Regions from separate parts of the Mus musculus genome. Here all the other regions are linked to region 2. Evidence: chromatin loops called from intact Hi-C (ENCODE). Cell type or tissue: heart. All regions are shown on one strand.

Region 1 (8,000 bases), 120 kb before region 2:
TTTCTCTTCTATGGACTCTGCCTGAGACCCCTAAGCCCAGTATCTGAAGCCCCGCCTACCCCTCTTCCGCCCAGCTACAGGCTTTAGGCACCTTTATTAACCAATCAGGGATAAGTTGAGAGGCAAGGTTTACATAACAAAAGCTGGTATATGTGAAGATTGGAGTAACCAAATTTTGGGGTATAGCATTTAAATACAAGCAGCACCAGACCAACCCCCCACAGCGGAGTTTATGGATAGGTCCTTGCTCTAAATTTCTCATTTGTGAAAACTTTAAAAGGAGGTTGGTACCATCTTGTGAGGTTACTCAGGACTATTCTGCCCAGGTCAGAATAAACAGATTGCTACCAACAGAATGACAGTAAGAGCCCCAGACTCCTTAGTGTTGGATGCTGGAGCTACGCAGATAGAAGCTTTAATTTCAGCATAGGAAAGCCTTGAGGGCCATTAAGAGGTATGCTATACACTTGGATCTGAGTGCTGCCCAACTTAGTGATGTTGGGAGGGACTAGAAACTTTAAGAGCTGTGGCCTACAGAGAGGTCTCTGACTGGGAACATGCTCTCAGAGGGGGTAGCGTGGGAAGGGTCTTTCTATCATCTAGTGTCTTCCTTAATTCATTTCTTCAGTGTCTTCAAAGTTCTCATTGTAGAGGTCTTTCATTTCCTTCATTCGGTTTACTCCTAGGTGTGTGTGTGTATGTGTGTGTGTGTGTGTGTGAAAGAGAGAGAGAGAGAGAGAGAGAGAGAGAGAGAGAGAGAGAGAGAGAGAGAGAGAGAAGAGAGTGTCTTTAGGATCTCTTATGTACAGAATCATATTTTCTACAAACACACACCCTGACCCCGCTCCCACTTGTTTCTTTCTCTTGCCTTATAGCTCTAACTTAAACTTCAAGCACTATGTTGACTAGGGGTGGAGAGAGTGGGCAGCCTTGTCTTGTTCTGGTTTTCATGGGAAAACTTTAGATTTTTACCATTAGCATGATATTGGCCATAGGTTTGTCATGTACACATGGCTACTGGTGTGCTGCCCATGCCTCAGCAGACGGCTTCTTATCCATATGCATACAGGCAACACTAACTGGACTCAGTGGATTATATTTAAGAGAAAAAACGATATTTTGAGGTAGGTGTGTTGGGAGGAAACTAGAGGGAGTGGACAGAGAAATTATTAAGTTACATTGTATTTATTTATTTATTTATTTATTTATTTATTTATTTATTTTGGTTTTTCGAGACAGGGTTTCTCTGTATAGCCCTGGCTGTCCTGGAAATCACTTTGTAGACCAGGCTGGCCTCTAACTCAGAAATCTGCCTGCCTCTGACTCCTGAGTAAAAACAACAAAAATATTTTCTAAAGTGATAAAACTCTAGCCTTTTTTTTTTTAAATTTCCAGCTATGAGGTGAGCCATTTTCCTTTTTTAAAATATTTATTTATTTATTCATTTATTTATTGTTTTTCGAGACAGGGTTTCTCTGTGTAGTCCTGGCTGTCCTGGAACTCACTCTATAGACCAGACTGGTCTCAAACTCAGAAATCCACCTGCCTCTGCCTCCCAAGTGCTGGGATTAAAGGCATGTGCCACCACACCTGGCTGTGAGCCATTTTCTTATCCCATGTGCTCCACCATCTTGTGCTGCCTCACCACAAGTCCCCAGACAACAGGATCAATGGAGTATGGTCTGAAATTTCCAACACTGTGAGCAAACACAAACTGATCCTTTATAAGTTATCTCTGGTCTTTGTTACACTAATGGGAAATAAACACAATACAGGTATAAAAAAAAAACACCTTAAAAGGTTGATAGGGGTGGCCCTGTGACAGAATTTCTGCTTAGCACATACTTAGTCCTTGGTTTCATCCCCAGCCCACATACCACACACACACTGCAATACCCATGCAGTAGTAGTTCTTACTGTAAGATGATTGCTAGTGCTTATACTTCAGTGACACTTGTTTACGTAGGACAATGCCAGAAAGCTTAATTGGAATTTCTAGGTCTCCTAGACCCTTAGTAGTTATGGATCATGTAAACAGCTTCTGTTGTTTTTCAACAAAGGATGCCAATAGGGCTGTAGCCGTAGCCCAGTAGCAGAGAACTTTCCTGATAGGCACAAGGTCTAAAGTCACTCCTGGGCACTTCAAAACACACAATTAAAAAGAAATTTAACCTATTTTTTTTCCTTTTGGTTTTGTTTGATTTTTTTCTTTTTCAAAGAGAGCTTGTCACTATTCAAGACTAGAAGGATAAAGGTTCCGAGTCCTCGAGGTCTAAGTTAAAGCTAGCTCTAGCTTTGATTTGGAGCCAAGCACAGCCTCAGGAGATGGAGCCCTGTGTGGAACACAAAGAGTTACTCACTTTGGAATCTGATGCCTGGAGTTCACTTGGCAGAGCCCCAGTGAGGCCAGGGAGGTGGGCAACATGGAGGCGCTGCGAAAACCACACTCTCTTCAGACTCTGCTCCTGTAACACTGCCATGCCAGCTCCCTTCTGGGGACAGAGCTTTAGAGCCCCATTGCCTAACATCTTCTGTTGAACAGATTTCCTGTCTTGCTCCAGAGCCACTGGAACATTGCAATCAGCATCTCAGTCTCCTGCAGCTGTAGCCCTTGAGCCATTTGCTTTTTCTTTGCTTTATGTGGGGTAACTAGAATTTAGCCAGGAGGCCTTTCTCTGAGATGATCATAGACTAGAGAACGCCAGGAAAAAAAATAATAAACCTGGTCCCTAGCAGAACTCAAGGATCCGTGACACCTAACTCTTCTGCCTCCATCTACTGGGCTGCTTCTTTTATTCTCTCCACTTGACACTCCTATCTCCTCTGCAGGCCCTTTTGAGCAAGGCAAATCTTTGCAGAAAAAGGAGGTGGCTGAAGGAGTCTAGACTTCTGATCCCTGTCATGTTGTATTCTGAGGGCTCAGGACATTTACACTCCAGGAATGAACTTGGAGGTACAACAACTGCACCCCAAACTATGTGTAGGAAGCATCTTGGTTATCTCACAATACTGGGAGCATAAATAAGCTATAGCTTGAAGGGTTCTGTAAGGAGCAATGCTGAGTAGGCTAAGGAGAGGTTGCAAGAATGGCTTGTGAAACAGGAGTAGGATTTAGATTAGTGCCTGGCACATGGTTAGCAATTTGTGGTGTGTGTGTGTGTGTGTGTGTGTGTGTGTGCGCGCGCGCGTACGGTATCTCAGCTTTTCTTTAGAAAAAAAAAAAAAAATCCAGCCCTAGTCTAACGCCTAACTAACCATTCTTTCCTGTCTTCTACTTTTGCCTACTCAAGGCCTCCATCCCACAGAAACCCTAACCACTCAACTCCAAACCTTTTCAGGATATCCTATTTCAGGATAAGGCATCCTGAGCCAGGGCAGTGATGACTTTTGGTCTGCGGCTATTCAACAATGTTTTAAAATCAAGCTTGGACGTTCTCATCTTTTACTTCCGAATCTTACTTCAGAACCTTCAAAAAACCCCAGCATATGGACCCCCAAAGAACATTCTGTGTAGGCGGTCCAGGGACGTGGTGAGGGTGGGTGGATCGTAACTTAAAGGTGTGGCAGTTCCTGCCACGTAGGTAGCGGGGCTGGGACTCACTTGACATTTAATAGAAGTGGAGGTGGCGGCGGCTTAGGCCTTAAAGACCTAAGGCTCTTGAGGAAGTACTGGTAGGAGCCTGGCAGCCTGACCTCTCCAGGGCCAATAAGGGGGTCTCTGGTGGGACCCGAGAGGACGCAGGGAGAGTCCATCAAGCAGCTCCAGCTACCTGGCCCGGCGCGCCGGGTCCAATAGGACCAGTGAGCGAGCCGCACCTCAACCTGCCGGAAACGTCACGACGCCGGGCTGACGTCGGGCCAATGGGAGGTCGTGTTGGCCAGGGGGCGGGCCGGAGGAGTTGGGCCGCGGAGGCAGTTGGAGGAGTGTGTGGCTTCTGCTGCCCAGCTGCTCCGGAGCTCCCGCCGCCGGTCCGTCCCGGTCCGGTCCCCGCGTCCCGCGTGCTGCAGGGCTGCCCCCTGAGCGGCAGCCAGGCCTGACGGAGGCGCCTGCCGGCACGCCGGGCTCGACGCTTCCCTTCGCCTGCACTTCTTCCTGCCGCAGCGCGGTGCCGGCTGGGCGGGCGGGATGGCGGCCGCGGCCCGGGGGAGCGGCCGGGCGCCGACGCGAAGGCTGCTCGTGCTCTTGCTGCTTCAGTTGCTCTGGGCCCCGGCCGGGGTCCGCGCCGGCCCGGAGGAAGACCTGAGCCATCGGAACCAGGAGCCGCCGGCGCCCGCCCAGCAGCTGCAGCCGCAGCCCGCGGCGGTGCAGGGCCTCGAGCCGGCCCGGGCCGAGGTGAGAGCCCGGGCTGGTGGGGATGGGGCGGGCTGAGGCCGCGGAGCCCGCAGTCGGGTACCAGGCTCCCGCGCTGGCGGCGCCGCCCTCTTTCCGAAGAGGCTGGGGGAGGGGAGCCGGCCCCTGCTCCGCTCGCTGGGAGGAGGGTGACAAGACGGCTTTCTTAGGCGCGGCCTGGCCTGGCCTGGCTGCTTGGGGGAAGGGAAAGTGAGGGCCCCAACCGGGGCTCCCCAGAGGTCCTCTAGATCCCTGGTACCGACAGGCTTGCTCTGGATTCTGCCTTCTGCTGATCACATGGGCCATACTGAAAAGACTGGAAATCATCATCCCAAGTAGAAAGTTTTTAGTACAGAGCCGCTGGGAGACTTGTCTCTCTCGAAGTAGCATCACATTGTTGGAAGTATCAGCCATTGTTGAAGCAACCCAACCAGAGATGCTCACCCGAATTCAGCTCGGCACACCCTGTGGTTCTTGCCAGATACAGTGTCTAGAGATTATGCGTTGCCACCCTCCCTTAAAAAAAAAAAAAAAACAAAAAAACGTGTTTTGGCATGAAGGAAGTTGCCCTTGAATGCAGAGACTTGTGCCCAAAGGTAGAGCGCTCTATAGTGAGGGATTCCAAAACTCCATTTATAGGTAAACTAGAGCCTCATAAGTTTCTTTAACCATTACCAGATAGATAGAAATTAACCTTTTAATCTATGTTCGTAGAATTTCTCCTTTCTATGTTACTTTCCTCTGAGTTGGACTCTCTATTTCCAATTTTGACTCCTACATTCTGGAGTTTTTTTAGTCTCTTAGTAGGGTCCATTTTGGCATTCCCTTTCCTACTTCTGTCTTTATCTGCCCTCCAAGAGAATGGCTGTCCTGACTTGAGTACAGATCAGGGTGACCGCAGGATAGATATTCATTTTCCCATCACCATGCCGTTCCAGCTAAACCCCAGGTCTTTTAGGGACCCACCACTGCCTCGCTGTGTTCTAAACCAGTGGCTTCCAGAACTGAAACCTGACCTCTGCTCACTGCCATTTTCCCCTGAGCAAAGACCTTAGAACAGAATCCAGGCATGGGGCCTGTGGTTCAGGACCCTTCCCATCTTCAAGAGCCAGCAGAACCTTCCGGAGCCCTTCCCAGGATGCCCTGGTTAGAAGAGCACTCCCTGAGTCCTGGGCGCTTTCCTTTCTTCACAGTTCATGTTACCCTTTGGCCTTTCCAGTATTTTGTTTTTCTATGTAGTATCAGGAGATGGGAATTTCTGTGATTCTGAGTTTGGTTTTACACAGCAAGTACTTTCTAAGAATCACCTGTCCCGAATGTAGCAATGGTCTTGAGGAGAACTAAGGAAAAATTCTCCTTACTGGAAGTACTCAGGAAGAGGTCAGGTCAGTCAGCACCTGTTAGGAGATTTAGTTATAGTGACGGTAAGATTTAGTGAGAGCTGTTAAGCGGGCAGAGCAGGTGACATTTCCTGCTTGTGGATGGGGCAGTGCAGGTCTGAGAAGAGTGGTGGTTCGGAAAACCTGATTCTTGGCAGACCCAGAGCTGGAAACCAGATCCCTGCTTCTCACCCTGCCAGGTGCTGTCTGCAGTCCTTGAGTTTGCTTGAAAACCCACCCCCCTGCTAGCCATTTGTTGTAATGGGTTTAGTGTTGATGGCTAACACATTGATGTAAGCCTTTTCTCGTGATGCCCAGCCCACTCCTCTTTTGAGGGTTTTTATGTTTATCTATTTTTACACTCTTGCTTCTGACTTGGTTTCTGTCTGCTCTTCAGTGTGTTGAAGCCCTGAGAACATTGTTATAGCATACTCTTTTTTTTTATCTCTTTCCTAAGACCGTGTATGTTTTGGCATTTGCTAAGTAATTTTTCTTCTTTTTTTTTGAGACAGGTTTCTCTGTATAACCCTGGCTGTCCTGGAACTCACTTTGTAGACCAGGCTGGCCTCAAACTCAGAAATCCGCCTGCCTCTGCCTCCCGAGTGCTGGGATTAAAGGCGTGCAACCACCACGCCCGGCTGAATTTTCTATGAGAAAATTCTAAGATTTTTACATTTCAGTTCCTATCAGGTTTTAAATACTTTTATGGAAAAAACTATAAAATGAACTCAAGCAGGGAAAAAACTTTTTTTAAGAGTATATATCCAGCCGCCTTTTACTTGCTAAAGGATTTACTAGATGAAGAAAAACTCAGCTTTTATTATCTGCTACCTGTGATTTTGTTCATTTATTGATTTTAGCTTAGAAAATTGAACTGCAACTGATTATTTAGTTGTTAATTCTAGAACTCTTGTAAAGTTTGACACACACACACACACACACACACACACACACACACATGGTGTGTGTGGGGGCAGATCAGACCTGTTTCACTAGAGAGATAAATGGCCATCTGATGGTAGTGCAGACCAGGTGGCACATGTGAAGCAGGAGCCATTCACCATCAGATCCCAGGGCTCTAGATTTTTGGCGTAGAGGCATTGGGTGGACGGGGCTTCTCTGCCCATTCTCCCTCTGTCAACCCTTGCTGCCATTCAGGCATGGTCTGTCTCTGCTCTGAACTGCTGAGTTGTCATTGAGCAACTCCCACATAGCTCTGCATCAGAAGGTTGCTTTAAAACAGTCACCACTGGGAGTGAAACAGCCCTAGGGGCCAGAGTGCAGTTTACGAGTATATAACTTTTTAGGCATTTCATAGGGGTTGTAGTCATATTGTAATTTTTGAGACAGAAATACTGGTAGATACAGCTAGATTTGCAGTCCTTTCTGGGATGCTGGAGAAAATGTAACCATGTTAAGTAAACGTCCCAGTGGTTAAGACAGTATGTGTGGCCTCAGTGAAGTGTCTTACAGATTCTTATCTTTACAATTAAGGGGTTGGAGGACTTGCTGGTGCAGACACTATGGTTTTTTGTTTTAATATTTTCATATATTTTGATGGTTCTTTTCCATTAGGAATTGACAGTTTACACTTAATAGCAAAACACTGTAAATAAAAACATTTTATGTTTTTGTATAACTTTTCACAAAGTGAAAAAAGTTTTACAGTGAAAAAAATTTTTTCTTCCATGTTTCTTAAACCACTTAATAAAAATATCTCGTTTCTATGTAGTGATATACATAAATTTTTTTTCTTCCGTGTTTCTTAAACCACTTAATAAAAATATCTCTTGTTTCTATGCATTGATATACATGATCAAAATACAGTTTAACAACAATATAAAGTGATTCGGATTTGTTGAGTATCTGGGTTTCAGCTGACTTTGCAACTATGAGCAGTGGATGGTTTAAAAGGATGGGATATCTAAATTTAGCCTTTGGAGGCCACCGCATTGAGAGTGAACTGTGAAACTAAAGGGGGATCCTGCTTTCATCAACAGGCATCTGGTAGAAGAGACAGTGCAGACAAGTGGTTATATCTTACTGGGTTAAGGAGGTGGCTGAATTTTCAGACAGGGCTCGCTGTGTGTTGAGTGTTCTTCGTCTTTATAATCTAGTTACAAAGAAGGCCGGTGGTGATGTACAGTTGTCCCAGTCCTTGGGAATTTGAGGCAGGAGCAGTGGCATTTCCTTTGAACATACAGTCATGAGTAAACTACAGTTTTTATGCTGCAGATGGTGACCTGAGTTTGGTCTTGTTTTTTTCCTATTTCTTCCCTGGGCAGAATATA
Region 2 (8,000 bases):
CTTAGACTTTACCTCATTATTCTTACTACTGATTATACAGACTAGCATATTTTTCCAACAAAAAAAAGCATAAAATCTATTGAATTTGGTTATCAACACAAATTCAGTATCATTCTACTTGTATTATATTTTTTTAAAAGCTATAAAAATTTTCAAGTTGTAATTCTCATTATCTTAAAAATTAAAGCTTTTGTGTCCAACAGTCAAAGTGGTATTGAAAACATGGATCAGAATAAGCACATTCACACAGTACCCTGGAGAGCACACTGATAGGAAAGTATGCTGAAGAGCTGAAGGAAGAGAATGGCCTGCATTGCGGTGGATGCTACAGGTCTACACAGTCATGGCTCTAAGTGCGCACAGCCTCACATACCCCACAAGACTAACAATGGCTTTTCTGAGTGACAGGATTTTCAGTAGTATTTTAAATTCTTAATCTGTGCTTTTTTTGTTGTTGTTTCTGCTTTTCCCAAGTTTCCATACTGGGATGTACTACAGTTATAACTGAGAGTTGAAAATTAAGAAAGTAAGTCAACTACTTAAGATTAAACTATATTTTAATAGAAAAGATACATTCTTATGTGGGCAAATGGCTTACTCTACAGGTACAAACTTATTTGTGCTTCTTATCTCCAAAATATAAAAATGTTTAGAGGCAGGTATGGCCTACACCTGGAATCCCAGTACCAGAGAAATTGGCGCTGGAGGATGAAGTGCCTGGAGACTGGCCTGGACTATATACAAAGCAAAGTCGTCTGTCTCAAAATAATCCAAATACCAACAACAACAAGGGAAGCAAGTTCTACTTTTATTTTCTACTATTTATAATAAAAATTTAAAAATTAAATATTAGATTAAATAAAAATTCTTCTAAAAAGCAGAGTTTGGTAGGCATGGTGGTGTCCACCCCTTGATTCCAGTACTCACAATATAAAAATAAAAGTGATTTTGCCAAAAAAATTAATATTTAAAATACAGGGGGTTTGTCATTGTTGTTGTTTAAAAAAAAAATCCTTTAGAGGCTGGAAAGATGGCTCAATGGTTAAAAGCACTGGTTGCTCTTTCAGAGGACCCAGATTCAATTCCCAATACTCACATGGCAACTTAAAACCATCTGTAACTCCAGTCCCAGGGTATCTGATATTCTTCTGGCCTCCACCCCCAACCCCATACACACAATACAGTATACAAAAATACATGCAAGCAAAACATCCATACAAACAAAATAGAATTTTAAAGTAAATAGTCCTTTTAAAAAATCGAAAGCAATAATAAAAACTCACTCTTTATCAATGACTTCTTTTTGTAGATAGGGCAAACTTAAAATTATAAGCAGAATTATTTCTTCATGAATTATACAACAAAAGTGATAACTCAAAATTAAAATTGTCAGTATAGATTATTTAGGTAATTTAACATTTTCAGAGTAACTCATACAGAAAGCAGAATTTCGTTATCTACTTAATTCATAGAAATTACATATATCAGGGTTATTAAAAATGGTTGTAAAGCAACTTATAAATGCCATTATGTAATTAAGCCAATTAGTAAGTATTAAACTGTTCTTACACTTGAAAGTGTTAGATGAGTAATTTTTTACAACTCTACCAGCAATTGAGCTCAGAAAAGAAAAACTGCAGTGTTAGTGATATGCTATCGACAAGGCAATTACATTTCCAAAGGGAAGCTTCATGGATCTGCAAGTACTGAAATAGTCACAGAACAGTTTGGCTATAAAATGTGAAACTTTTATAAATAATTTGCTCCCTGCAAACATTCAGAGCAAATAAATACTTTAGCTGACCCAGCAGCATAAGGAAAGGTACGGAGAGGGGGCATTTCATGTGGTGCTGAGAAGACAGTGAGACAGGAAGAGACCGACCACCTTCTTCTATAGTAACAATACCTGTCTGACATGGCTGAGCATGGACAACAGTTCACTGGCAAACTATACTTCATTCCATATTTCTAACAATCTTGAAATCAACACGTAACTAGTTTATAATGATCAAATAAAGAGGCTCTTCGTGGCGGAAAGCATCTATGCAGTAGATCCATGTCCACAGCATTCATCTCTGAGGTGCCTGCTGTCAGATGGCAGCTGGCTCCTTCAGATGCCAGCCTGAGCTCTCTGGTTCTTCTCTTCTTTCCTTTTGTAACTAGTTACAAGGCTAAGATTCACCCTCAGGGGCCCATTCTTGAAACCCTACAATTAGGCCCTTAAGAGTCCTATATAAAAATGTTAAAATCTAAGTCTCTAGGCTGAATTCACATCAGTTTGAACTCCCTCCAAACTGCAAATGCTTCTATATCAACTAGCCCTTCAATAGCTGTAGAGGTAAGGGGTAGAGAGGTTATTCCCTAAGATTACTATCACACGTTAAAACTTTCTGACATACTCCAAGTCCTTTCTACCCTGGGGGGTGGGGTGGGGTGTGATTTACAGTGCAGGCAAACAGACAGAACAATCATTCAGGAACCCAGTAACTGGCTAAGCATAACCCTAGCACTCAAACGGCTGAGCAATACTTCCACCATGGGCCAGTCTGACTACATACTAATAAGACTTCCCAACACAATACCCTCCTCCAAAAACCTTACCATAAAAAAAAAAATCAATTAAGGCTAAAGCAGATATATTCATAAATTCACAGAAATAGATACAGAAAGCTAGTCATCCAATTGATAACAGTTATTTCTGAAGAAAGACATGAGGTAGAAATAGATAGAAATGTATATCCAGTGTTGTGGCAAATACCTGTGATTCTAGTCCTCAGGAAGCTGAGGCAGGAGGATTATCATGAGTTCAAGGCCAGTCTAGACTACACAGTAATTTCCATAACAGCCTGGGTTACTACACTAAGAGATTCTATCTTAACAACAAAAACAGAAGACAGCCTTCACTTACAGGATTCATACGTTAAAAGATTAGAAAAGAGCTACATACATGATATTCAAGTGAAAACTAAATGCCACTTTGCACTAGAGTGACTGTCATATATCTGCCTCAAACAGAAACAGCACAAACATCCTGGCCTACCAAATAAAAAAATACTGGTGCCCATGCAACTAGTCCCCATGGAATATTATTGTCACTAGAGGGAGTTTTTGAGTATTCCCTCCCTAAAATTGCATCCACTCTCACACAACACCCTTTCAACCTTAACCTTGCTGTCAAAATTACGCCTGCCAGCAGAACTAGACACATCATTAATATATGTTTACACAATCTGTTATCACAAATGGTTAGGTTTCTTGCATTTAATTCTGAATTCTGTTTTCCTTAAGAAATAATCACATACACAACACATGTACATACTCACACATATATACTCACACATATATACTCACAGACACTCTGACACACACACACACACACTCAAATACACATACATATATTTATATTTCACTGGGGTTCATGTCTGACTTCCTTGAAGAAAATAATAGCTTCCCACAAGAAAAGTCACTCAGCTAAATAAACTGGTTTATTATTATTGTAAACAGAATGTAAACATTGAGGTAGGGATCGACGAAAGGAAAAAAAAACTATAAAACTATAGTTTTTAAAAATATAAAAAGGAGGCACTATACTACCAAAGAAGCGCATTCCAACTTTAACGCCAAATGCAGTCATCAAGGGTTAGCAAGTTTTGAATTTGCCTGTGATTTCAGCATCGTAAAATGTAAACAACAATCAAGTTCACCTAAACTTTCTCCAGTTTACTTTTCAAATATTAAGAGAAAAAAATAGAGAATGATCAAAATTCCCTATAAAACCTGTTTATAAATCCATAAAACATTAAAAGAATAAGACTATAAGCACATAAAGCATTTCATTTTCCACCCTTTCCCATAACTATTGGTTTTCTAGTATTTATTCTAGGACTTCCTCATATTGACGAGCAACACAGGCTATATGTAGTCTATATGTGTACACACACACACACACACACACACATATATATATATACACACACACACACACACACACGCACAAATATGGACATATAGATTATATATAGTTACACATACAACAGGACACAATTCAGCTTTCTTTCACTATATGACAATTTTTTGTGTCCTTTTTTTCACAGGTGATCCTGCCAGTTCTTCAAGCTAACCTAGGCACATGTTTCTTTCTCCTAAGATTTTAAAACAAACCAGATTTCAAGTGTTCTGTGGGACTCAGAGACAGTCACGAATTAAGTTACAGCCTATTCATTTTTTTTCAATCAGATATGAATGGGGATGGTCTGTAATTTTCTCTAGTCGCTTTTAAAACTACAACAATGCAATCAAGGGAAATTACCTTGCTGGTGATTTTGGGAATCGTTGCCCTAGTCCAATCAACAACGCCTGTAAAAGTTTCTTCTTGTGCTTTTCTTTCACTGCAATAGAAAACACCAGAGTCTGTTGTTTTTAAAGCATCTAGAAAGGCTTCATGCAGTGTGTGGTTCGGCATTGCAATATCAAAACACCACGGCCTGATCTGTCATCTGTCAGGTCAGAGGCCAAAGCTCTTCCTTCATCTTTCAGGATTCTGCTGACTACCTCGGACTTCCACAGCGGCAGAAAACACCCCACAAAGATACAAACTTCGTGGCGCTACTCCCGGTACCGGGACAGCCAGGACCACATCCAGGACGGCCAGCCCCACAGGCAGAGCGCGGCCCGGCGCGGCGCACGCGACTCGAGTCGGACACCCGGGGCCCAGAGCAGCCCGCGGCCCGAGCCCCGGAACCAGGACCATTAACGGAACCAGCCCTGGGCGGCGGCGGCCGCCGCTCGGACTGCGGATCCCGGCGCGCGCCGGCCGCCGCGAGGGCGGGGGCTCCGCGGAGGAGCTGGCCGCCCCAGCGCCCCATTGGGCGCCGCTCCAAACGTGCCCGAGTGGTGACAGGAATAAAGTGGGTCACAAGGCCTAGCGGGTCCCGGGCGCGAGCGCTCTCGGCGGCCGACTCGGCCTGCCCCGCGCTAACCCCGCGCCCAGTCTCAAGCGCGACGCGGCCCCGGAACCCCCGGGGCCCGCGGGACCCACCGCGCCCCCCTGCCCTGCAGGTAACCCCCAGCGGCCCCGGGACACTTGGCGCAGGCCCGGCTGAGCGCGACTCTCCAGAGCTCCGCGCTCTCCGCGTCCCCGGACCCCGGCCGCAGCTCCTGCCTCCCGGCCTGGCCCGCACCCCCTTGGCGCCCCGCGCCCTGTTCCCTGCCCCGGTCCCACACACTGCCCCCCGCGCCCTCCCGCGTCCTCACCGTGCCTGAGGCTCCGGCTTCCTCCCTCCCCCGCCCGGGACTCTGCCCGCGGCGGCTCGCGACAGCCGAGCGGCGACAGCCGGGACACGCCACGGCTCCGGGAGCCGGCAGCACCAGGGGCGGCGAGTGCGCGCCCCCGACCCACCCCTCAAAATTCACCGCTACCGCCGCGCTCCTCCCCCTCCCGGCCTTCCCCTCCTCCACGGAACCCGGGAGCACGCATGCGCCACCCAGGCCAGCCGCCCGCCGCGCGCCGGGCCGAGGCCCACCCGGTGGGGCGCACTCACCGGGAGCGCGTGCGCGGCGGCGGCCAGATTTCCTTCGCGCTCTCGCCGTCCGGGGTTTCCTCTCTCCAGCCGGTAGCCGCCAGCCGAGTCCGTGATTGCGCTGCCTCCCGGCGCATGCGTCGTGGGCGCGGGGCTCCGCGGCCGGCCAGGCTCTGCACTCGCCCCTCCCCTCGCGGCCGCCTTCCCTCAGCGCGCCGGGCGCGCATGCGACTTTCCCCGTTAGGCAGCCCCGAAGCCGCGCCTGGGGATCCCGGGCACCCGAGGAAATCCCACTCTTGCAGGCCGGCGTGAGCTCGTTCCACGGCCGCCGAGGGAAGCCGGGATGCCCCGAGGCCCCCTTCCCTTCGCAGGCCGGGAGGCGGGGCCTAGCGGAGGGTGCGGCCGCCCGCAGCGCCCTGGGCGGCTCGCGGTTCCCCGGGATGCGGCGCTCCCAACCAGTGGGAGCCGCCGCCTGGAATGGTGCCTCTGTCCCCGGGAAAGCAGAGAGCTTGGCCTACGCCAAGTTAGACTTCTCCAGCCCAGTGCTCGGTTTCCTCTCCTGGAGGTTCGTGGGATGCCTGGGACTCGGTTTCCCGGCTCCTAGAGACACGCTAGGCTGGCTGCTCCCCGAGATGGACCTGGACGACCCAAGTGACCTCGGCTGTAGCCAGGGAAGCAAAAGGTCGGGATGTGTTTGCTCCTTTTATGAAAAGGCAGGAGGCACTGCAAAAGATGAGCATGGCGCTACGGATGAACCAGGACCCTAGTTTACACTGGTTTCTTAGCTACTGCACCCGAATTACTGGGAAAGAAGCTAATTCATAGCAATTTCTTTTAAAAATCAACTCGTACAGCAAACAGAAGGCAATAAATAAACCTATACTCTTTAGCTCCAAAAATCCTGTCTACAAGGTAATGTTTGTCTCAATAAGAATTAAGTTCTTGGTGTATATTCAGGAAAGAAAAAAAAAAAAAACCAACTTCAAAACTAGGAATTAGCTGCGATCCCCCCCCCCCCCCCCCAGCAATGTGAACTAGGAGGAGAATCCTCAAATTCCTGGCTACGTAGCCAGAACCCTGCCAGGAGAATCTTTCCTTGGCAGTCTTTGTACCGTTTCGCCATCGAAAGGCACAGTTTCTGCTGTCCTAATCCATCTGCTGCTCGCTTAGGTTCACGTCCTTTGAACCCACCCATTCTCCACTCTGTCCTTGTGGTCCAGGCAGGACACTGTGGAGGAGGAAACCTTGGGTTCTCTGTCTCAGGCTGGCAATTACTGCCAAGAAGATTGTTTCCCAGTGAACCTGATACTGAAAGAAAATAATCTTTTCTTGTGTGACTAATGAAAGAGCAGGCACCACGAAGGGAAAAACCAGAAAACAGATTAAAACATGGTGATATAGCCTAGATGCATGAGCGCTGAAATCGATGTGGGCTAGATTCCTTTGGAAAGTTCAGTTAAAGTAATCAATAAACTCGTGAATGTGTTTGTTTTATTGCTTAAAACCAATAAGAGCTTTTCTGCCATCTACAAGTTAGTGTCTTGATCACTGGTAGTAAAAAAGGGGCAGGAGGTAAGGGTACTGAGGCTGGTAAATAGGTTGCAGCCAAATGAATTTGAATGCTTTCCCTGGGTCAAATGTTTTGGCTTTATTCATTCTCTTTTTCTATTATAGTTCCTCTAGTGTGTGTATACACACTATATACATATATAATATATATACATATATATATATATATATATATCAAAATGACCTTTGCCCCCTTTAATGGTTTCATTGTCCTCTTAGTCACCTGTGACTCCTCCCTCGCTCACATTCTCTGTTTAATTATTTACCAAGACCTGTTGATAATCCCTTGATTTTCTGCTCAGTCCTCTGTCACTGTCTGACTATTTCCCACGGTTCAGTTTACGACTTTTCCCTCATTTAAAAAAAAAAAGTTTTTTTTAATTTCCCAACTTTAACACTGTGTTTCCAGTAAACAAAAGTTTTGCCTCATAGTTTCATAAATCCTAAATCTAGGTTCCCAATTCTAAACCATGGCCTTAAACACCATGTGCCTTGTTGTCATTTAAACTAAGTGTTTCCGGTTCTCTTTTCAACTGTCTTTTCATCAAGTTATTCATCTGTGAAATGATGTAACTTCAAGTTATTCATCTGTAAAAAAAAAAAAAATGTAAACTGCAGATAATAGTCTCAGTTCATAGAGCAATTGAGAGGCACTAGGTATTGACACTACCTGCTAAGTAAATCCCATCTCAAGTGTTGGCCACTTTCAGTTTTGAAATTAAAATATAATTCTATCATTTTCCCCTCCCCTTTTCTCCCTCCATTCCTTCCCAACCATTCACCTTGCTCTCCCTCAAACTCGTGGCCTCTATTTCTCTAATTGGTGCACATGTATTCCCAAATATATATATATATATACAGCCCACTTGGTTTGTATAATGCCACTTGATATTGGATAACCAATTAAGGGCT
Region 3 (8,000 bases), 430 kb before region 2:
CTCTGTTAGTTACTTTATTTCTCTGTTTAGTTTCTGTCTCCATGATCTGTCCATTGGTGAGAGGGTTGAGGTCTCCCACTATTAATGTGTCACATTCAATGTGTGACTTAAGCTTTAGTAATGTTTCTTTTACAAATGTGGGTGCCCTTGCATTTGTGGCATAGATGTTCATCATTGAGATGTCCTCTCAGTCAATGTTACCTTTCATGAGTCCTTCCCTGTCTCTTTTGATTACTTTCAGTTGGAAGTCTATTTTATTAGATAGTGGAATGGCTACTCCAGCTTATTCCTCAGATCTATTTACTTAGAAACCCTTTTTCCATCTCTTTATATTGAGATAATGACTATCTTTGTTGCTGAGATGTGTTTCTTGTATACAGCAGAATGATGGATTCTGTTTACCCATCCATTCTGTTAGTCTGTGTCTTTTTACTAGGGAATTGAGTACATTGATATTGAGAGATATTAATGACCATTAATTGTTACTTCCTGTTATTTTTATATTGGTGGTGGTTAAGCATGTGTGTGTGTGTTTCTCTTCTATTGGTTTTAATGGTGTGAAATTCTTTATTTACTTTATTTACTTTTTTTTTTTTTTTAGTATAGTTAGTCTCACTGGGCTGGAGTTTTCCTTGTACTATTGTACTATTCTCTGTAGGGCTGGGTTAGTGGAGAGGTATTATTTGAATTTTGTTTTGTCATGGAATATCTTGTTTTCTCTATCTACGGTGATTGAAAGTTTTGCTGGGAATAGTACTCCGGGATGACATCTATGGTCTCTTAGGTTTTTTCAAGACCTCTGCTCAGGCCCTTGGAGCTTTTAGAGTCTCAGATGAGAAAGCAGGTGTAATTCTTCATTTATATGTTACTTGGCCTTTTCCCCTTATAGCTTTTAATATTCTTTCATTGTTATATATATTTAGTCTTTTGATTATTATGTGATGGGATGGTTTTCTTTTCTGGCTCAATCTGTTCTGTAAACTTCTTGTACCTTTATAAGCATCTCTTTGTTTAGGTTAGAGAAATTTTATTCTCTGATTTTGTTGAAGATATTTTCTGGACCTTAAAGCAGGAATAATTCCTCCTCTTCCTCCTCTTCCTCCTCCTCCCCTTCCTCCTTCTATTATTATTCTTAGGTTTGGTCTTTTCAAAGTATGCCAGATTTCCTGGATGTTTTGTGTCATGGACTTTTTAGATGTTTAATTTTCTTTGATTGATATATTGAGTTCATCTATCATATCTTCTAGAGCTGAGATTCTCTCTTCCATCTCCTGTATTCTGTTGGTGATGCTTGTGTCTATATTTCCAGTTCTCTTCACTAGGTTTCTATCACCAGAATTGCCTCAGTTTGTATTTTCTTCATTGCTTCCATTTCCCTTTTCAGGTATTAGACCATTTTATTCATATCCATCACCTGTTTGGTTGTTTGTTTTTTTCCTATATTTCTTTATACTTATTTGCTTCCTCTTTTAATACATCTACCTGTTTAAATGTGTTCTCCTGTATTTCCTTAAGAGATTTATTCATGTCCTCTTTGAAGTCCTCTTTAGAAGCTTGGATTTAAGATCCTCTTCTTGTGGTTCAGTTTCATTAGGATATCCAGGGTTTGTTGTAGCAGGATAGCTGGACTCTGGTGGTGCCATTTTGCCCTGTATCTTGTTGACTGCATTCTTATGCTATCTTTTAGGCATCTTGTTTTCCCTGGTGTTGACTGGATAATCCTGATAGCAGCAGGACTCTGCTGGCTGTCCCAGGCAGACTCTCTGTGGTGGTAGGCAGATCCAACTAGGAGAGGTAGTTGGGCACAGTTTCAAGCTGCTTAGTTTTGGGGCCCCTGAAGGTTTCCACAGGGAGGCAGGGCACTCTTGGGTTCCCTCAAGGCTCCTCTAGACCAGGGAGCAAGGCCAGAGCTGGACAATGAAGCTCCAGTGATGGCTCACACCACTCACCTCTGTCCAGTCCATATATTTTGTTGTCTACATTTTCATGATTTATTCAGTCTTAAGTCTTTCTATTCACCTTATTTTAAAGTATGCTTATTTTAAACATGGCTATTTAAGCATATGCCATTTTTACATGTATGAAGTTATTAGAAAACCTAGAAAAGGTGTGGCATTCTTTGAAACCTTGTATGTTTTAGATATCAAACCTTGATCAGATGTCTAACTGGCAAAGATTTTTCTCCCCTTCTGCAGGCTGTCTTGTCACTTGGTAAACTGTTTTCTTTGCTGTGTAGAAACATTTTGATTTCCTGGGGAGAAGAATTTTATTTCATTCTAAGGGTTTAGAAAACATTTAAATAAACCAGGAGAAAATGTCCAAAAATTAGGGAATGAGATGCCAAAGTAGATGCAAGGAGGCACTGAGCACAAAAAAATAGACAAGACCAGAAAAGAGCACACCCTTGTTCACATGATAATTAAACCACTCAGTACATTGAACAAAGAATGTATATTGAAGCCAACAAGAGAGGAAATGCATGTAAAGCCAGATCCATTAGAATAACAGCAGATTTCTCAATAGAAAATTTAAAAGTCAGTCAGACTTGAAATTGTGTACTTCAAATCCTGAACTATAATAGTGAACAATCAAGAAGACTGTTATACCCAGAAAAACTATCTGCCGTAATTGAAGGAGAAATTGAAGGGTGAATGCAGGCTAAAGAAACTCACGACCACTAACTCTACAGAGGATACTAGACAGAGTCCTTCAGAGTGAGGAGGTATAATAAGCACATCACAAGGCTTCAGCAAGGAACAAGGGACTCTTTCCTGCCTCCTCACAGCTTGTCCCTTCCTTAGGATGAAATCATTGAGAGGACAATGACACTGCCCTCCGCTGGGACATGGCTTGAATCATCCATATGTGTTGAATAAGTGAATAATGAATAGCTCATTGTGGAAGATTTAAGATGTATGATGCTTTCCTTTGGGAACATTAAGCTTTTCTTTTAAAGGCCTGAATCCAGGTCCCCAGAGACTATTACTAACACAACCATTTCTCTAGAGAGACATTTCCTTTACCTGTCTTTCTCAAATGTGGATCCCTGGGTTCTATGTGCAAAATTGCACACATCCAATCTGCATAAGATTATGCACTCTCTGAGCCCCATTGGAACCAGACTAGATAAAGGATGTGAATGAAAAACCTGGTAATGCCCCCCCCCCCCATGGCTCCTCCATACCATTTATCCACCAGCCTGCTAAGGAAAAGGCTGTACTTTTGAGACAAAATCCAGTACACCTTTCTCCTCACCTGGTGTCAAAACCTGCATCTTAGGGGCTTCGGAAGAGTGTTTCTACCTGTGGCTCGAGCCTGGCTACTCTGATTCTTTCCAGGCTATAGCCTCTAGGTTCCAGAAATTTCTCTGGAGATAATCATGGGGGAGTAGAATGTGCTGTATTTATAAAATGATGAAAACAATTTTTCCACACAGTGTATGGCTAACATGCCAGTAAAGCTTGCCTGGCCAGTCAGATGCTCCCACTCCGACCCCCTTACTCTGCCAAGCTTTTCAGAAATTTAATTAAAAATGGCTTTGATGGTGTGTATCCAAGGGAAACCAAGTCCTGGGGTTAACTATGGGATAAATGAATACTTAAACGGGCTGCTACGATGAAGGAGGGCACAGGAGTGTTTAGAGACACTGGAACACTGCATGTCAAAATATAGCCAATGGCATAAAGAATGTGTCGGGACAGACATTTCTTTGAAGCAGAAAATATGAAATCATAGAAATGAAAACATTTCATCCAATATACTTTTTTTTTCCTTTTTGTTTTGTTGTGACAAAGTGTCTATTTGACACAAACATAAACTTCTCATCTGGAAGCTGAGAAAAATGCCTCTAGAAGACTGGCCTATAGAGAAGTCTCTGGGGTCTTTTCTTGATTACTGATTGATGTGGGAGCACCCAGGTCCCTGTAAGTGCTGCCACCCTGGGCAGATAATTTCATTCGAGTTGTCTAAGAAAGCAGACTAAGAAAGCCCTGAGCAACAAGTTAGTTAGTTAGCAGTATTCCTCCTCGGCCCCTGCTTTAGTCTCTGAATCCATATTCCTGCCTTGAATTCCTGCCCTGACTGCCTTCGGGGACTGAGTATGGTCTGGGAGGTGTAGCTGAAATAAACCCTTTACTCCCCAAGATGCTTTTGGTCATGGTACTGCAATAGAGACCCTAACTAAGACGTGGGGTCTAACTTGTAGCCCAGGCTGGCCTCAAACCTTTGGCAATCTTCCTGCCTCAGCCTCCTGAGGGGTGTGTTTCTAGGTGCACGCCACCATACACACCAAACACAACCTTTTAAAGGAGGGAGTCCCTCAAATATTACTTAACATTGCTCGTCCTTACAGCCTCCCGTGTTAAGCATTCTGTGATCTAAATGCCAGTAATGATGGTTGTTTAAGTAATCTTTGTTTATATACTTTAGTCGACTCTCACACAATTCTCCAAAGTGTCTCTGTGTATATTGCCTTGGACTCGAATTATGTTTTGTGAGAAGAACACGGCCTGCGTTCAACTTGAGCAGGTTAATATTTCAATTAACATGAAGTTTGGCAGAGATTTAATCCTTCTGTGGGTCAATTTGTGATACTATAAAACGGAGCTAGGGCTATTAGATTGCTGTGAGGGCTGGATGAGCTCATACACGGTAGTGTTTGCCAATCACCATCTGGTGTGAATAAGGCCAGGGATGGGGTGGGGAGGGACAGGGAGATAGTGGGGGGATGGCGACAAGGAGGGGCAGGGACAGGGTTGGGGGACAGACGGGAATCAGAAGCGAGGCGCCGAGAAATTCAGCATCAAAATAATATTTCAATGACGTATTTGAAAAAAAAATAAAAGTGATGCGAGGAAAACCCATCACGAGTGACAACGTACCCGAAGCATGAGCCCTGGGTCTGAGAACGAGAACGCTACCATCACGTGTTTGATAAAGGTACAAGGCAAACACGGGGCCCCCAACCGGTCCCTGTCAACTGCTTTCCAGGAGTTAGCTTCTGAGCTGTGATGCTCTGCTCCTCTTCCTCCCTGTCCAGCCAGAAGCTGTTTCCTCCCTGCCTTTGCCTCCACTCCAGCTTTCTCTTCATGACCTCTCCCCGACCTTTCTTTCTTCACGTTCCCAGATTCTCCTGTAGGGGGCGCTGTAGTTCTTTGCTTGGATAGAAGAATGCTAACCTCAGTTTTCTTGGTGCTCTAGAAGGCTGTTCCAAATACTGTCCAAAGTGACTTGACACTGCAAAAGGCAGGCAGCCCGGCCTCTGATGTGGGATACTCATGCACCAGCCATCCAGTCCGATGGCAAACTCATGTGAAAAGCGTGCAATGTCAGAGAAACAAAAAGACAACCAATGTTTATAAGCTATATGAAGCAAGATGAGAAGTCTAGATCCTATGTCCTTGCCAGAGAATTCCTCCAGGGTCTTCTCTTTTGCTTCAAGAATGGGGACAAACCACCTTATTGTCATTGCCACCATCAAATCCCTGTTTCAACCAGTGCGAGCTGCAGTTTACTGGCTGTTGATTAACATACTGGATTTCATTCAGTCAGTACAATATTCTTTGTAGACAGGAGTTACTAGCCCACTTACCAATCGAGAAAGTCAATATTAGAGAGCTTCTTATAGCTAGGATTAATTCTTGCACATTTGTTCACTTAATATACATAGGAAGTATATGTATATGTGTGTGTGTGTGTGTGTGTGTGTATACTTTATATATACATATATTTTATACTTTATATATACATATATTTTATACTTTATATATGTATATATGCTTTATATATTTTATATATGCATATATACTTAAACATACATTTATATGTGTATATACATATATACTCTATGTATGTATTTATATTTTACATATATGCTTATATGTGTGTGTGTATGGCATATGCATCTCTGGATTCTAAAACAGTCCATTTGAACATTAGGGGTTGAATGTTCAAGTGCTTCCAAGGTTCATCATAAAATATAGTTCCCCCAAGCCACAGAATTGGGAGTGGGCAGGAGGCCATAAGAACTCCATCTGCTTTGTGAGTGTGTACATTAGCTCCTTCTGAAGACTCGACCTGTCTGTCCCTTCTGCCTGTCGTATGAAGATGTGAACTCCTTCCTTTCAGAAGATGCCGTCGGCATTAATGATGCTGGAATCTGAGGCAGAGCAGAACCCTAACTAGACACCACAGCTATCAGCCTTGACGTTGGGCTTCCAGCCTTAAGAACTGAGAAATAAAATGTCCATTGTTAGTAAATCAGTTGGTTCAGAGTGTCTGGCTACACAAATGGATGAAGCTTGTTGAGGTAAACAGAAGACAGATCCATAAATGATATGTTGAAGCTCACAGAATGCCACAGAGATGTGACTATTGTCCACAGGAACAAAACCTAGAGTCATCACAGATCAAGTCTGATAGGAGACCTGTCCGGGGCTCTGGAAGAGAGCACATCAGGACTGCAGCCACTAGACCTTCCTCAGTCCCATGTTACCTTCTCTAGAGACCTACTCTCTCATTCTTGTTGCTATGTGCTGTTAGCGTCTACCCTGAAACTTCCGCTGATGTATTGGTTTTGGAAGTGTGAGTCATCTGTCCACACTCTAGCTATGTGGAATGAAGAAGTATAGCTATCTACAGACTTCTACAAAAAGAGGGCATCTGGCTCTCCAAGGAGGGCTCATCTCAACATCTGAGCAGGAACGTCAGATGCTGGTACATCTAGAGGAATGACAGGTGACCACTGAGTCTTTGCCCTTCAGTCACTTACACCTTGACAGAAGAGAAAAATGCACACAAATGACCACACTACATAATAGATGCCCACAGAATGACCCCGACAAAGAATAATGCTTCCTGATAAGGTTGGGGGCCCATTCTGGCTGGAGATAGCACAGATTTAACAAAAACATCAGATGTGGAGAGATAGCTCAGTCAGTAAAGTGCTTGTGCTGTGTACACATGAAGACCTGGGTTAGGATTCCCAGTACCTACACAAAGGCCACACATAGTGGTATCCCATCTGTAATGCTAGTATGCAAGGAGCAGAGACAGTCGAATCCCTGAGGCAACCTGGTCAGCCACACTAGCCAGTGAGCTCCAGAGTCAGTGAGAGATTCTGCATCAAAGTAAATAATGAGGTGGAGAGCAACTGAAGAAGACAGGGCAGACACCTCCAGCCTCCACATGCACGTACACACACACATCACATGCATATTTGGGAATGTGTACACATTATATGTCACATATATGCACATACCATACGTGCACACTAAGGAAGGTACCACACACCCACAGGATCTCAAGTAATAGTAGAATTTGCAAGGATAACTAAGAATAATGGAAAGAACAGGACACGTAGACACAGATGCACAAGAGGTGCTGGCGGCGAGTAATGATCACTTACAGTCTACGACACAGTAGACTGCCTCACACAGCAGTGAGACCACAGAGGCCAGGCTAAGGCTATGGCCACAGTACAGGAAGAAGGAGCAGACTTGGGAAAAATTGCAAAGGGAGGGATCAGTTGGGCCCCTTCAATGGCTAGACTTCTTCACTGGTATCTGGGAATTGTTTGGGGCCATTGATCTCTTCCATCAGACAGGAGCTTCCCTGAGGCAGGGACCATGTCTGCCATCCCTCCCTCTCATATATGCAGGGCCCTCTACAGCTCTGGGTTCAGAGAATGAATTAAGTAGATACTTACTGAAGCGGGGGGGGGGGGAGATCATTTGATTCCCAAACAGAACACAGTGATACACAGTTAGAACAAGGGATCGGAGAAAGCGAAGATGACCACAGGTCTTTTCCACATCCTGAATTTGAGGACTGAAGGAACAACTTGGGGGGCATCTTTGAATGTATTTTGAAAGGTGAGCAAAAATCATTTCTAATCTATCATACAATCAAGCGGGTGAACCTGTTCTGTGTATATGTGTGCTATGGTTAATGCATAGCTAACATTCATTGCAACAGTGGGGTTTTACATATACAATGTACCA

Evidence for each region. Hi-C counts contacts between places; a loop is a spot of excess contacts. Peaks named below come from ENCODE experiments on the same cell type or tissue, not always from the same donor. Only the 100,000 strongest peaks of a DNase experiment are listed, where the experiment ranks them.
Region 1: a loop joins it to region 2, with 2.6 times the contacts of the local background. A loop is called at or near these places in 3 of 42 quality-filtered maps.
Region 3: it touches region 2 in a loop (2.4-fold over the local background); 7 of 42 quality-filtered maps call a loop at or near these places.

The regions. Positions count from the first base shown.
Region 1 is chr5:76,180,020-76,188,019 of GRCm38, forward strand. It overlaps Tmem165 (transmembrane protein 165), which reads left to right and starts at 3,861. Exons shown (of 6, transcript NM_011626.2): 1 at 3,861-4,333. The coding sequence starts at 4,127. In heart, no CTCF peak of the experiment used is centred here; DNase peaks (open chromatin) are centred at 3,872 and 4,452; H3K4me3 peaks cover 3,141 bases; H3K27ac peaks cover 2,896 bases.
Region 2 is chr5:76,299,115-76,307,114 of GRCm38, forward strand. It overlaps Clock (circadian locomotor output cycles kaput), which reads right to left and starts at 5,678. Exons shown (of 23, transcript NM_001289826.1): 1 at 5,541-5,678; 2 at 4,310-4,388. Gm7467 (predicted gene 7467) reads left to right here and starts at 5,762. Exons shown (of 1, transcript NR_152171.1): 1 at 5,762-6,413. In heart, a CTCF peak has its summit at 3,090; DNase peaks (open chromatin) are centred at 4,837, 5,167 and 5,687; H3K4me3 peaks cover 2,979 bases; H3K27ac peaks cover 2,235 bases.
Region 3 is chr5:75,866,187-75,874,186 of GRCm38, forward strand. No RefSeq gene overlaps it. Among named protein-coding and RNA genes, the nearest start is that of Gm32727, 110 kb to the right of the region's middle. In heart, a CTCF peak has its summit at 5,132 (motif pointing right); DNase peaks (open chromatin) are centred at 4,675 and 5,125.